Linked DNA regions of Homo sapiens: region 2 is linked to region 1. The links are chromatin contacts, found by Hi-C or POLR2A ChIA-PET in ENCODE. All regions are on one chromosome and are shown on one strand. The core of a region is the stretch at or near the end of the contact, and the rest is flanking DNA. Distances in the headings are between cores, read along the strand shown.

What was found. A loop is a pair of places that touch in the nucleus more often than their neighbours do. ChIA-PET counts read pairs that join two places held with the same protein, here RNA polymerase II (POLR2A). Pooled maps may share reads with other maps.
Region 2: a map of PC-9 shows a loop between it and region 1 (3-fold over the local background). The contact joins the promoter of ACHE here to the enhancer-like site in region 1. A Hi-C loop is called at or near these places in 2 of 168 maps with a recorded cell type or tissue (PC-9 and mammary epithelial cell), 1 of 37 single-sample maps with no recorded cell type and 9 of 50 pooled maps. POLR2A ChIA-PET finds 5 or more read pairs at or near these places in 13 of 52 experiments (A549, A673, GM12878 and 8 more).

What each region holds. Positions count from the first base shown.
Region 1 is chr7:100,797,859-100,801,182 of GRCh38, forward strand. No RefSeq gene overlaps it. Among named protein-coding and RNA genes, the nearest start is that of EPHB4, 28 kb to the right of the region's middle. RefSeq lists an enhancer at 1,605-1,664 and a silencer at 1,669-1,963. Within about 2 kb of position 1,789, at least 7 of the 41 ENCODE cell types and tissues checked have a DNase peak (open chromatin) inside an H3K27ac peak, as active enhancers do; they include A673, where a contact is called at or near this core.
Region 2 is chr7:100,894,373-100,897,696 of GRCh38, forward strand. ACHE (acetylcholinesterase (Yt blood group)) reads right to left here and starts at 1,516. Exons shown (of 5, transcript NM_000665.5): 1 at 1,430-1,516. RefSeq lists silencers at 1,308-1,357, 1,418-1,567, 2,790-2,869 and an enhancer at 1,333-1,953.

The DNA of each region.
Region 1 (3,324 bases), core at 539-3,038:
CTCAACCTCCTGGGCCTCCTGCCTCAGCCTCCTGGGTAGCTGAGACTGCAGGCATGCGTCACCACGAAGGCTAAATTTTAACATTTTTGTTTTTGTAGAGATGGGGGCGGGTCTCACTATGTAGCCCAGGCTGGTCTCAAACTCCTGGCCTCCAGCAATCCTCCCGCCTTGGCCTTCCAGAGCCCTGTGATTACAGGCATGAGCCATGGTGTCTGGCCAAAATTATTTATTTTTGTTTCAGTTTTTTGTTGAGATGGAGTCTCGCTCTGTCTCCCAGGCTGGAGTACAGTGGTGTGATCTCTGTTCACTGCAACCTCCACCTCCTGGGTTCAAGCGATTCTCCTGCCTCAGCCTCCTGAGTAGATGGGATTACAAGTACACACCACCTTGCCTGGCTAATTTCTGTATTTTTAGTAGAGACGAGGTTTCGCCATGTTGGCCAAGCTGGTCTCGAACTCCTGACCTCAAGTGATCTGCCCGACTTGGCCTCCCAAAGTGCTGGGATTATAGGCATGAGCCACCACGCCTGGCCCAAAATTATGTATTTTTGAGACGTGAATGTCCACATGATTATAGTGGAGGAAGTTGGGTCTTGGAGGGAGGAAAATGAGGGAGAGAGGCACGTGGAGGCCTAGGTAGGGCTGGGTTCTGTGCAAAATGTCTAGAGGGGAGAGGAACCTAGGTTTGAGGTGAGGGTGTTGTCCCTTAGAGAAAGCCACATGCGGGTGGCACATTCAGTCCCGGCGAGGCTGACATCACTAGGGGAGACAGAAGGAGCAGGGAGGGCAGAAGGAACAGGGCGGGCAGGGGAATGGAGGGTGGGATGCAGCCCCAGACCCTCGGCTTCTGATTTAGGAGAAGACTTCACCTCAGGAATCCGAGTGCTTAGAGGACGTGGCCTCTGGCTCCCCACCAAGGTGATTCTGAGAAATTTTACATGTCAAGTACAGACTAAGGTTGGGGAATGTGGCTTTTTTTTCTTTTTCTTTTTTTTTAGAGACAAGGTCTCACTCTGTTGCCCAGGCTAGAGTGTAGTGGTGCAGTCATAGCTCACTGCAGCCTTGACCCCCGGGGCTCAAACGATCCTCCCATCTCAGCCTCCTGAGTAGCTGGGACTACAGGCATGCACCACTACGCCTGGCTAATTTTGATATTTTTTAGAAGAGATAGGGTCTCACTATGTTGCCTAAACTGGTCTTGAACTCCTGGGCTCAAAGAGCTCAGCCTGCCTCCACCTCCCAAAGTACAAGGAATACACGTGACCACCTTACCCAGCCAAACGTGGCCTGCCCGCCTTTCCTTCCTTCCTTCCTTCCCTCCTTCCTTCCTTCCTCCATCCTTTCCTCCCTCCTTCCCTTCCTTTTCTTCCTCTTACTCTCTCCTTCCTTCGTTTTTCCTTCCTTCCTTCCTTCCTTCCTTCCTTCCTTCCTTTCTCCCTCCCTCCCTCCCTCTCTCTCTCTCTCTCTCTGTTTTCTTTCTTTCTCTCTCCCCTCTGTCCCTCCCTTCCTTATTTAGAGACAGGTGCTTCCTCTGTTACCCAGGCTGGAGTGCAGTGGCGCAATCATAGTTCACCCCCCAAAGTCCCTCCCACACCTCCTCGAGGGAACAAAACATGGGTGATGTGTCACCAAGGGAAGAGGGGACAGAGGACTCAAGAGCCCGAGGGACCCCAGAAGAGGGCTGTAGAGGTGAGAAATTGAGGGCAAGTCTCCCTGGGCTGGGAAGGGCCCAAGCTGTGATTTGGGGTCCAGCACTGACACAAACACGACAACAGGGGGCGACTGAGGTGCAGAAGTGGAAAAAGCAGGTCGGGCGTGGTGTAATCCCAGCGCCTTGGGAGGCTGAGGGGGAGGACTGCTTGAGGCCAGGAGTTTGAGATCAACCTGGGCAACATTATGAGGCCCCCTGTCTCTACAAAGAATAAAACATCAGCTGGGCATGGTGGCGTGCGCCTGGAGGATTCCCAACTACTCAGGAGGCTGAGATGGGAGCTTGAATTCTTGGGCTCAAGCCTCAGCCTCTCAAGTAGCCAGGACTATAGGCGCATGTCACCACGTCCTGGCTAAAAAAAGTGGCTTTTTCCAAAAAAAGCAAATCAGCCTGTGACCCTCTGGAGAGGCCCCCACCCCCGGTATTCCTCCATTTTCCAAAAGGGGCTAGGGGTTACTGAGGGCGGGGTCTGGGGTCTGGGTTGCTGAAGAATTCTGACCTCTATCCTACTAGGAGTGACCCACTCACCCCAGCCTGAGGCCAAGGTGCAAACATCCCGCCCCCTCCCTCGGGACCTCTGCCTCCCATCAGGCAGGTCCTTGCTTGGAAGTGGGGGCTGGGACGTCTTGCTTGTGCTCTAAGAAGGAAGGCTTGCTGGGTGCGGTGGCTCACACCTGTAATCCCAGCACTTTGGGAGGCCGAGGCGGGCGGATCACGAGGTCAGGAGATCGAGACCATGCTGGCTAACACGGTGAAACCCCATCTCTACTAAAAATACAAAAAAAAATTAGCCGGGTGTGGCAGCTGGCGCCTGTAGTCCCAGCTACTCAGGAAGCTGAGGCAGGAGAATGGCGTGAACCCGGGAGACAGAGCTTGCAGTGAGCTGAGATCGTGCCACTGGAAGGAATGGAAGGCTGCCAATTGGGCTGGGGGAAGATCAGGATGTAGGACCCCAAAGGGGATTTGGGTTTGGGGATGTCAAAACGGAGGACAGGCTGGGTGTGGTGGCTCACGCCTGTAATCCCAGTGCTTTGGGAGGCTGAGGAGGGAGAATTGCTTGAGATCAGGAGTTGGAGACCAGCTTGAGCAACATAGCGAGTCCCTGTCTCTACAAAAATGTAAAGAATTATTGGGTGACTGAGGCGGGAGGATTGTTTGAACCCAGGAGTTCCAAGCTGCAGTGAGCTATGACTGCACCACTGCACTCCAGCCTGGGCAACAGAACGAGACCCTGTCTCTAAAGAAACAACCAACCAACCAACCAACCAGGGAGGATACTGAGTTCTAGAAATGTGTTATACTCTGCGCTTATCCTCTGGGATGACACGCCCTGAGGTCACCTTTATGGGAATGAAGCAAGACCCAAACCCGGGAAGGGAGGGTCCTGCCCAGCGAGACTCTCCCTTGCCCTAGCTGGAAGAGCATTCATGGTGGGGAGCTGGATGTGGCAGGAAGGCTCAGGGCAGCCTGGAGCTCTTGGGGCTGGACCTCAGGGGGCTTCTGCAGCCCCCTGCCCTGACCCCAGCTCCCCACACCGGGTCTTCACTCTTGGCCTCTCTGCTGCACCTCTGCAATGCCCATTAACCTTTCTTTCTCCAGCTACAGCTCTCTAGG
Region 2 (3,324 bases), core at 266-2,765, 96 kb after region 1:
AAAGATGAGGGGAGAGAGGGAGGGAGGGAAGGAGACAGGCAGAGACAAGGACACAGGCCAGCGGGCAGGAGGGGAAAGAGATCAGGCAGACACCCATATCCAGACAAATGCAGGGAACAGAGAGGAGCACCCTCTCTGCTCCGCAGGGGTCCACTGCCCTCACCTCTTCCCGGAACTGGGCCGGGCCCAGCTCGTGCAGTGAGGGCACCAGAAGCCTCAGTCCACGAACAGGCCACCCGACAGGGCGCGGCCTCACGGACGGGCAGCGCCGCTGGGGGAGCTTGCGGCGGCCTGAAGCGCAGCCCCGCTCTCCTGGGTCGGCCAGACCCGGGGCCCTGGGGGGCGGTGGGCTGGGCATTCAGGGTGTGGAAGCCTCAGGTCCCGGGGTCCCCCAAATCCTGCCTAGTCCACTCCCCACCCAACCCTGCCCCTTCTCATCCAATGTCTGGCACCGAGCGCTGATGCCCGCGGGTTCCCATCAGCTGCGCACGCTCCCAGCCCAGCCCCAGCAAACAGGCTCGCCAGCCCGCGTCCCCCAGGACTCGAGAGCCCCCCATCCGTCTGAAGCTGCCGTGCACGCCGCCGCCGGCGGAGGGCAGTAGAGACCGAGAAAAGGTCGGCGCTCCCCGCCCCGAGCCAGGAGCCGGGAACTTGGGGAGGGGGCCTGGGGGCTCGAGGGCCTTGCAGAGCCGCCTGAAGGGCGAGCCGGGACGCCTGCGTTCCCGGGACTCCGGAGATCCCCGGCTGCAGGGGCGGGGGCGCTATTTTGGGGGCAGCAGCTGCTACGGTTCCGGCATCTCCAGCCAAAGGATCAAAATTCCCCGGGTGGGAACTCCCCCCTCTCCCGCCGGTCACTCCTAGCCCAGCCCCCGCCGCCCTGAGCGGGGGGTGGTGGTGCTGCTGGAGATTAACTAGGAAACCCGAGTGGCGCTAATTATAACTCGGGGCTTCCGCCGAGCCTCCCCTTCCCAAAAAATAGAGATGGAGTCTCCGCGGGAGGGGGCGTCCTGGGCCTCGGAGGGGGCCTCTGCGGGGCGCTGCGCAGGGGCGCTGGCTTGTGGCCCTGGGGATGGGGGTGCCCAGCCCGGCGCCGGGAACCTGCGCAGCTCGGGTACCGCCCCAATTAGGGGGTGTCTTCCAGTGGCCCCGGACTAGGGAGCGATCGGGGAAGGGGTGCTCGGGGGTCCCCGCGGGAATCGGAGCGCAGAGGCGGCGGCCGTTCCCGCGGGCTCGGGCTCCTGCGTGGGCGTCGGTGAGTGTGAGGCGGCCGGGGAAGAGTTCCGGACGAGTGCGGGGCAGCGGAGGGCGGCGCGGGGCAGGCCCGGGGAAGCGGGAGCCGTCCCGTTAGGGGGGCCTGGACCCCTCGGGGAGCGCACGGTGCCCCGGACCCGGGCCTTAAGGAGAGTCCCGGGCGGGGAGGGAGACTCACCTGAGGCGGCCGAGCCGGGCCGGGCCGGGCCGCGCCGGGAGCTGGAGGCGGCCGATGTTCCCCGGCGCAGGCTGAGCCGACTCTGACAGCCGCCGCCTCCGGCCCCCCGCACACACCCCCTCCGGGCCTCACAGCGCCCCCGCCCGCCCCCGCCCACTGTCTCCGCCCCCGCCCCTCCCCGCTCTCCCGGGTGGCCACCTCCCCTCTCTCTCCCTCCCTTGGAGCCGAGACCCGGAGACCCCGGGGCCCAGACGCACTCCAGTGCCAGACGCCGACCGACGACAGAGCGCAGTGACAGACGCGACCCAAAGACCTGCAGCGGCGGAGTAGACACCCACGTGACAGACAGACGGACAGAAGCCCGTGGAGACAGACACGCGCAGACGGACGACCTCATGCAGTGACAGGCACAGACAAACGCAGGGACGACTTTCACAGACGGACGGACACACTTGGACACCCTGTCGGTCTCGCTCGAGGCTGGTGAAGTTAGCGCAAGGCCAAGGGGTCATGCATCCCCGGCCACGACACAGACGGGTGGCATGGGAGGAGAGGCATGTGGGAGTGTGGCAGAGTACCGTCCCCTTAGGGGTCCAGGTGGCACGGGTGCAGAAAAGGTGACGTGGGACACTCCTGGGGATGAAAGGACACCTGTGGGAATGGAGATGTAAAATGGGATCGCTAGTGGAAATGAGGTGGGAGGGCATGGAGACAGGAGACCCCTGGGGGAGGAAGGGGTGACTTGGGACACCTGAGAAGGCAGGACAGCGTGGTAGCACGCGCAAGGCTGCTGGGCGAGGCCGCACTCCGCGGCGGCAGTGGAAACTTCTGGAACCCCCGCGGGTGGGTCTGTGCTGGTTCCCTGACGGGTGACTTCGGACTTTCGTCACCAGGGTCCGGTCGGGGCATGACATCACCAGGCCTAGCATTCATTGGCCACGCGGCTGGCAGGTGGGAGCGGCCTGGCTCGGGCGCCCCCAGCCTGCTCCGAGGGGCCTGACCCGCGCAGATTGCCCCCCGCCCCGCCCTCCAGGAGTTCACCCGTGTGGACAGGGCTGCTGCAGCGGGGTCCCCACGACCGAGGTGCATGCGGCAATACCGCGCGGCGCCTGCTTCCTGGAGGCGGCCGGCTCAGGAGCCCCCGAGACCCCGCGTGGGAGAGCGGCCGGCGCAGGCCAGCGTCGGGCGTGCGTGCGCGCGCGCGGCGGTGCGGGGCGCGGCGTGGGGTGGGCGCGTGCGCACACGCTCGCTCTAACCGCCGCGCGCCCCGCAGCGCCCCGCAGCGCCTCGGGCACGCGGGCGCCGCCGCCAGGGACCGCGGGCACCGGGTTGCGGGGCCTCGCAGGGGTTGAATCCGGAGTCTTGCCAGTCCCTGGGCCGCGCGGTTCCCGGCTCTCCAAGCTGGGCGGGCCCCACGCCCGCTCGCCCCACGGGAACCGGGTCCCGCAGGCACGGTCACCCGCGCTCCGCTCGCTGGAGACGGCCGCCAGGTGGCGCAAAAAGCAGCCACTCGGGCCTCGGAGACTGGGCTGGGTTGGGGGTGTTGGGGAGGTGAACCCCTCGCCATCTGTGCCCACTGTCTCCGGCTTTCCCCGCCCCAATCTCAGGCAACCCCAAATCCCCTGCCTGGACACCGAGGCTCCTTGTATCCGGCCTTCAGCGTTCTGGCCGCACTAGTTGAAGGCTCCTCACTGGCCAGACCATGTGCCCTAGTTGAGATCCCTGAAGAGCAGATGTAAGGGCTGTGCATGGGGGAGGGGACAGGAGGGTGGATGGTGGGTGTTGCTGCGGGGGGAATGAATCTGAGGCAGGTTTCTAAGCGTGGTAATTATGAATTATTAAAATGATGGGGCCGCGTGTGGCCCCTAGTGCGGTGCCTGTAATCCCAGCACTCT